2 separate regions of the Homo sapiens genome follow, and region 2 is linked to region 1. A link is a contact called in ENCODE Hi-C or POLR2A ChIA-PET data. All regions are on one chromosome and are shown on one strand. Each heading gives the region's core, a stretch centred on a gene start or an enhancer-like site at or near the end of the contact. The rest is flanking DNA. Distances are from core to core; before and after follow the strand shown.

The links. A loop is a pair of places that touch in the nucleus more often than their neighbours do. ChIA-PET counts read pairs that join two places held with the same protein, here RNA polymerase II (POLR2A). Pooled maps may share reads with other maps.
Region 2: a pooled map shows a loop between it and region 1 (3-fold over the local background). The contact joins two enhancer-like sites. A Hi-C loop is called at or near these places in 3 of 168 maps with a recorded cell type or tissue (A673, GM12878 and HepG2), 13 of 37 single-sample maps with no recorded cell type and 10 of 50 pooled maps. POLR2A ChIA-PET finds 5 or more read pairs at or near these places in 1 of 52 experiments (activated B cell).

Annotation. Positions count from the first base shown.
Region 1 is chr14:68,305,096-68,309,011 of GRCh38, forward strand. The region is part of intron 8 of RAD51B (RAD51 paralog B); the gene reads left to right. Among named protein-coding and RNA genes, the nearest start is that of RAD51B-AS1, 380 kb to the right of the region's middle. RefSeq lists an enhancer at 1,307-1,446. Within about 2 kb of position 1,921, at least 14 of the 41 ENCODE cell types and tissues checked have a DNase peak (open chromatin) inside an H3K27ac peak, as active enhancers do; they include GM12878, where a contact is called at or near this core.
Region 2 is chr14:68,230,495-68,234,410 of GRCh38, forward strand. The region is part of intron 7 of RAD51B (RAD51 paralog B); the gene reads left to right. Among named protein-coding and RNA genes, the nearest start is that of RAD51B, 410 kb to the left of the region's middle. RefSeq lists enhancers at 1,653-2,852, 2,119-2,488. Within about 2 kb of position 2,222, at least 22 of the 41 ENCODE cell types and tissues checked have a DNase peak (open chromatin) inside an H3K27ac peak, as active enhancers do; they include GM12878, where a contact is called at or near this core.

The DNA.
Region 1 (3,916 bases), core at 671-3,170:
TATTTTTTCCCTACATCCCGTTGAGTCATTGTGATGTATTCCCACCACTTGGTATAGTTCAAATTTCTCCCTTCCTTGTTTTTACTGCAGAACTCTTTACTGTCCCAAGTAGAGTGAGACTGAAACCAAAATTTGAGCACTGGGTCCATTCATTCAATTGTTCATTCATTTACACGTTAAGTATGAAGCATCTATAATGTGAAATGCTTGCTGAATTTTCAGGAGGCCATAAGAACGGTATCAGGCTTGGCCTCTCCCCTCTCAAACATAAAGGCTAATTCTAGTGTTTTTCAGTTTTATCTGGTTGGAACCCTAGAATTCCTGCATACTGTAATGAAGCTAAACTTTACATCTAAACTGGCTATATGTATTGCACTACAGTGCATAAGACAAGAAAAGTTACAAAAAGAAGGAAAATCCAGAACGTGAGGCCCACAGACATGAAACAGTTGAAGTCACACTGTAGTACAGCATCTAATGAATTGCCAGGATGAGAGAAGCAGATTTTTAATATCAGAGGCATTCACAGAAAGGAGAGATCATCATGATCTTTGTGATGGAGGCTTGGACCACTGCCTTAGGATGTCAGGGCAGAACTAAGATGGGCCCCTTGGTTGGTCTGTCCTGACTCACTGTGTCTGCAGTGCCTGGATATCAGCCAGCAGACCACCTCCATCATTGAGTTAGACCCACTTACAAGGTGGCAGGCTATTAACCAGTCCCCTGTTCCACTGAGAACTTGCCAGGCTGGCCATCATAGCATGGTATAGGTTGAAGTAGCTTAGTACCTGTGGTGGATGACTGTTTTTCTCGGCCAGCTGTTTAATGAGCACCAAATGAAGTAAAATGCTGCTTGGTTCCTCTCCTCTCTTCAGACACAAACAATCGAGCACATCCTAGTGGAAGGGCCGTGTTGGGGAACTGGCTTTCTTGTGCTGATCATCTTGGTTCCCACATCCGTCCCTCCCCTCTGGGCTAGAGTTTGGAGGAGCTATTGAAGAACCTTGAGAAAACTGTTAACCTTGAAAGTTTAGTTATTCATCATCAAATATATTAACAAACGTTTGTAGCCAAAGCTTTACTGTCTATGGCAGTTTTAAATAATTATCAAAATCATGATTTAATTAATTTCTCTCTCCATTTTGGGTTGGCTTAGAGGAGTAGGAGATTGCAATTCACAAGTACTTTCTGGTCCTGTAACCAACTTGCACTTTCAAGTTCAGGTAATCACCTTGTCCTTTTCAGTTTATTTACCCATGACTTAGGTTAAAGTTGCCCATGCCTCTGGTGAAATTCACAAATGAAACTTCACCTAGCTGGGTTTCATATTTGTAAGAAATCATTTTTTTTCTCCATGAGAATGTGCAGGTCAGCTGAGACAAGCATGATTAATTCTAGACATGAATTAGAACAAGCCCAAGCTGAACAGCTCTCTCAGAGGAAGTCATCTGAAATTGGTATGTGTGACCCAGTATATCTTTTGACCAATTTGCATTGGAAACCACAGTGAGCATGGAAGAAATATAACCTTGATCCTCTGGCCTAATAAACATTCTTGCAATTCTAAATGTACCTAGAGTTTGTGACAAGTGTGTATTGGAAAACTCGTTGAAAACACATGAGTTAGTAATGTTCTCTTTCAGAAGATGAACTTGCATGGCCGAAGTGAGATTCCAGTGGGAAAGACCTGGTAGAGAAAGAGTGGGAGAATGCGTTGACCTCTGGAGGGCAGATTATGGCATGCCAGGCAATGGGTTGTGCCATCAGGGAAGGAATCTAGAAAGACGAGGAGACTCAGGAGAAAGGAGATGACTTCTGTTGACAGGTCATTGTTGCTCAGACTTAGTGCAGATGAGAAAGGAAATCCAGAAACCTACATGACAGCTCCTCTTGGATTGGATGAAAATATTGATTTTTTTTTTTTTTCCCTATCTGGAATTTGACAGGGTCAGTTCATGTCTGGGTTTTCAGCACTTAATACAGGGCGCTTTTGTCTTGGGAGGCGGCTGGACTGGTTTTTCCTCCAGGCAGGTGCACAGAGGGCGTTTATTGTAGCCTGAAACACAAACACCAAGCCCCTAGGCCCTGATCCACACACTCTCCAGTGTGGCTCAAGGAAATAAAGTGAACAATGTCTCTTGCAACAGGCGAGCACTGTAAATGCCACTCCTGAATGATATATTTCTTAAAACTTTGTATCCGTAACCTGATCATCTCTTAAAACTTAATTATATGTCAGAGAAAAGGAAGCTATTGGCTCCTCCAGCTGTCCAGGTTGAACGAGAGCACACAATGGAGCATATCCGATTCACAGCCTTACTTAGGTAATCAGATTAATATCTCCTGAATTGAATTTACCCTTTTGATATGGAGTCTTTCAGCTGCCTTGTTTCACATCTCAAATTCTGACAAAGCTGTGCGGCCTTTGAGTAATTTCCCTGAAATCTATATGTGGGAAGCCTGTACTTCAAGCAGTTTTTGGGACTTGCACCAATTAAATCTGTCTCTGGCACACTTTTAATGGCATGCTTTCCCCTGAGTCAACAACTGCTCCAAAATCTGAAGTCATTTGTTTAATTTAAAAGCAAAGGTTATGGAACAACCATTTCAAGCTTCACCAGCCAAACTCCAGTGGCTTTGAAAAGGGAGATGAGGCAGAGGAAAGGCTAATAAACTGGATTTCTTATACACAAAATAAATTAATTACTGTGTTTCTGTAAGCTAGTATCAAATCAAGTTTGTTCACACCCTCCTTGCCAACCTAGCTCTCCCTTTCTCTTCAAACTCACCCTCTCTGGGCTTTCATATTCACGATTGAGGCTCACCCTCTTACTGTTGTTCTTGCAACACAAACATCTGGACTGGATTTTTGTCAGCTGGAGTTGAGAGAGAACTGTAAATGATGCAGTGATTTTTTTTTCGTCCTTATTAAATTTATTTATAGCCAGTCTGAAGCCAGGAAACATGCTAGAGCCTTTGATTGGAGGTTCTCGAGGAATGTACGGTGGATGGTATTTTCTCCTGTTGTTTTCTAAATAATATCAAGGATAGAATTACATAACTCCCAACTTGAGTATTTTTTGCCCTGAAGGACCCTTTATTAGGACATTTTGCACATCAGAATTCTTCCATTATATTTGCTTATCCAATATGCCTTCTTTTCTGTCAGTGAGAGAAAAGGAAATGTACATGACAGGTTATTTCTGAAAAATTAGAAAGATGGAGAGTGAGTTTCTGGTTGTTTGGGACATGAACCAGTGGCATGAGTATTTTCTTTTGCCAAAGGGACACAACATGGATCCTATTTCTACCTCTTAACAACCTCTGCAATCTTAAAGCTGCCAAATCTCAAAGAATTTCATTCATTTAGTCATTATTTAAGATAATAAAAGGCCCTACAAGCAGCTTACGAAAATAATTTATAAAATATTTTTCTCTGCCCTTAGACCTTGTTAAATAACAATGCCTTGGTGTTTATAAAATTATTTAAGAAACAAAACTTTCTAGAGGAGGCTGAATCAGATGATGATTTCTTGAGGTCCCTTCCCAGTTCTATGATTTGAGATGATTCTTTAATTTTCCTTCACTGTCATTTATATCTGTGTCATTAAAAAAAAAAAAAAAAAAAGGGCTGTTTGGGAATGAGATTTGCTACACCCGTAGGCATTTTCTTCTTCAGAAAAGAGACTGTTTAGCTTTCTGCCACCCAAGTCAGTCATCCTCAGCCTGAACAATGGAGCTTAATGTTCTCCATCTTCCTAAGAGTTAGTGTCTGTTGTTATGAAAGTGAATTGAAACCAAATGTACTTTCTATTGGAAAAGCTGCCCTTGCTCTCAGCTCATGGACAAAACTGAGAGAGAAGGCTCTTACAAAACAGAGGGAAAAATCCTCGCTGTCATGTCATAACACCAGTTA
Region 2 (3,916 bases), core at 972-3,471, 74 kb before region 1:
AGGCCCTGTACCTTAGATGACAGTCCTACCAGCACTGCCCATAATAAAGGTCAGGGGTGGTTACCCAAAGCCAAGCACTTTTGGTGTTCCTACCAAAAAAAGGACATTCAAAGGCAACAGATGTCTACTACAAAATCTGTTCTATGGGATCTACAGTGAGGGAATAGATTCAGCCTTACAGCTAAAGAAACGGATTGCTATGCAGAGATTTCTGCTTCTTAGGAGTTGCCAAAAAGACCCTTATCCGGCTTAGGAGTTCTTGGCTGTGATTTTAGTGTTCTTTTGTTTCCCAAGTATTTTTAAAATGTAAATCAGTAACTAGCAAGAGGCATCTTTGGTCATTGTAGTTGCTTGGAGTAGAATAAATTTAAAAAATTCTTTGATGTGAGAAAAATTACTATCATCATTATCACACATGGAAGGTCAACATTAGGGCCAGTCATTGGAGTTAAACTGTCAGAAGAACATCCCAGTTACTTTCTCACTTTTGAGTTGTGTAGACTGACAGGATTTGAGTCTTTGAGGGCTTTGACTAGGGTAACTGACCTCAAAACAAATAGCTAGAGGGATATTTCTACTTCTATCCGCTGAGGGATTTGTAGCAAGAAGCCATATTGTGGATGGTATATTTTAATAACAAAGGGGATTTTAAAAGGAGGATGACACATTGATTTGGAATGTTTTCTCAACTGTATTTACTTATTCTTAAATATTTTCCTTCATGCTTTCTTTCTCAAGTGGATGACCAGCTGGTTGCCACCTTTTTCTTCTCTCTTTGCCTCTGTTCCTAATTTCTTTCTTATCCTTAACCACTCCACTTTCCTTCCTCCAATCTTGTTTTCTCTCTAAATCTTTCCTCCAACCTTATTGAATCTCTCCCCTTCTTTTTGTTATCTGGTCATTTGATCTATAATTTCGATTCCTTTTCCTGAAATTCCCTCCTTTTTCCTTTTCCCCTAAACCATCATTCTAGTCCTCCCCACACCCAAGCTTCTTATCTCTTTGCTGTTAATCTCCAATGTGTTTATTGACTTGTGTGCCAAAAGGCAAAATCCCCAGCCCCCTCCCAACCATGCCAGTGCATTGAAAAGCAGCAGCTGTCATTGCTCAACAAGTTCCTTGTGATCTACAAATCAATGGATAAGAATTCTCACAGTGAAGGTTTACATGTATATATTTGTATGTATATATGAGACATGTGACCATGTTTAATGAATGGAGAAGGACTTGGATCTTTTCTAGTAGAGAAGAGAAGCAGAAAGCTTTGCCTAACCCTATTTCTTTACTAAGGTAATGAAAAAATTATACAGGGAAAATAAATGATGTTAATGAGAGAAACAGGGACAGGAGACCAATAAACAATCATCAGGCATGAGAATATCTTGCTGAACTTATTATTGATAGTAGACACAGGAATGTAATATAAATGCAGTGATGGAACAGAAAGCAGACTCAGGAAAGAAAGAGATGATAATAAATAGTAATAAAATCCAAGTGATTCATATGCTCAAGTGAAAGAAAGAAGAAAGAGGGCAGTGTACACAAAGTAAAAGGGCAAGAAAATGGAAGTAGAGTCATCACTCGTAGAGATAAATAGTTGGGAAATATGAGAAGCCTTCCTGACATCAGTAAAATATTACATGTTAAACAGCAAACAAAAGACAACAACAGTGTCTGTAGTACTTTTGGAATATAAAAGTTAGATAATACTAGAGTAGTATCTTCAAAATAAGCAACTTCAGAAATCAAGTCCCCAGTAAAGGGAATTGGAAGAATTTGAATAGATGAAATAAGGAGCAGTGGCAAGTGATACAAACCTTAAGCAGGAAAAGTGATTTTAAATGGTACTGGCAGGTTAACAACTGGCAAAAAGAAAAAAAAAGAAAAGAAAAGCAAGATGGTGCTATATCCCCCAGGTGCTGGGAAACCAACCTGGCCTAAAAAAGGAGCAGACCCACCTAACTTTTTGCCAAGCACTGTGCTAGGTGCATTGCATACACTTTTAATTTAAGCCTCGCTGTACATAAAAGTGAAGCCAAGGTCTGAGAATGATATCCATTGGGAGGAAAAAACAGGAAAATTTTCTGAGCCAGTTCCAAAGTCATAAGGCTCAGGGGGAATAACTTTGACTTTGTCAAGTCAGAGTGAACAGCCAGAGTCAGCAGACATAGGATATTGTCAGAGGTAAATCACCAGCTTGGTCTGGTCTGTCTTATTGCAAGGTCAGAGGACCATAGCAAGCCAGCCAAATGTTTTCAACCATGGAAATCCCCTAACTTTCCAACTGCTGCAGTCCCACAGCTCTGAGCTTTTACTCACAGGATGGCTCCCTTCCAGCTTTCAAATCTCTCCAAGTTGATTAATCATTTTCTTGTTCTGACTCATTCAGGCCTCTAGAAAAATAGCTGTAGGTACTGGAAGGGCTATGTAGATCAAGGAGGTCAGATAAATTGGCTTGATGTTGGTCTATAGAAAAATCTAGAAGATATTGCCAAAAGCTTTTAAGCATACCGTCTTCAGATGCTGGGATGTGGGCTATATCCACAGGCCATTGGCTCATTCATGTGTTTGAAGCAGAATATTTTTGTGTGCATTAGGAGACTTGGGTATGTTCATTTCTTAATGTAATGTTAGATATTGTAAGCTGGTTGTTTAGACAGTAGAATTTCATTGTGACCACTTATTTTTATATCTATTTAGATGGAGTACAGGCCAGATTATAACCCCCTAACAAGAACAGCAACAGTAAACACACAGATAGTGCTTATTATTAGTTAAGCATGGTACTAATATTTTCCCTAAGAGGCCACATTCACAGGACTGAAATGTCAGTTCTGGTTGTCTGAGCCAAGGGCATATATGCTGATTACATTATTTTGTCTGGCTAATACACTTTATCATGAAGCTTATTTTAGAAGAAATGTTCATTTTTAGATTTCTGTTTGTATATTTAGGTCATACTATAAGGTCCATTCTCTTGCTTTTATAATAATTTAGTCTTCTGCTTTATTCATTCAATTCATGAACATTCATTAAGTACCTGAGTATGCTAGTCATTGGAGATGCAGTTGTAACTAAGGCATCACCCCAGACCTGAAGTTTTATGTTGTGTTTTGTGCTTAGTGATTGGCATAAGTAAAATACTTGAGGAAACACAGAAGCAGCAGCAAATATTTCTGCAAAGGAGAAGAGAAAATATTTGAGTTGAAGCTTCAAGAATATATCAACATTTTCCAGTTTGACAAGGGTGGGAGGAGCCCCATCAATACAGGGAACAGCATGTGGAAATGCAAAGAGGTGTGAAAGAGCATAGTATATTCAGGGTGAAAAAATACATTTTTTATGAATTGTAGTAGAAAATGAGCCGAAATAGGTTAAGTTGAGGTAAGATTGTGATGGGTCTTACAGCATACTAAGGCATTATCCTGTAAGTAATAGAAGGGCTTATGGAGGTTTTAAAGAAAGAGAGTAACTTCATTTGATTTCTTTTTTCAGGAAGAGAATTCTGATGATAGTGTAGGGTGGAAAAAAGGGGTAACAAAGGAACCAGTGGGAAAGCTGCTGTATAGTCTGGAAGTGGTAGCAGTAAGAGGAGAGGTGAAGGGACAGATTTGAGATGCATATCAGAAGTCAAATGAGCAGACTACTGTGACTGGTTGGATACAGGGGTGGGTGTTTGAGTGGGACCTCCAGTTAGGAACTCAGATGTCTGGATGGGTCATGCTGCCTTCAACAAGAAATTCAGAGGAAAAGCAGCCTTGGGGAATGATGAGGTCATTTTGTAACATGTTGAGTTTAAATTAAGGCACTAATGAGAAGAGACATTCAGGTGGAGAAGTCCAATGGACGACAATAGTATGGGTCAAGAAAGAAAGCTGAGAAGTATCTGAATTACAATTATGCATCACTTAATGAT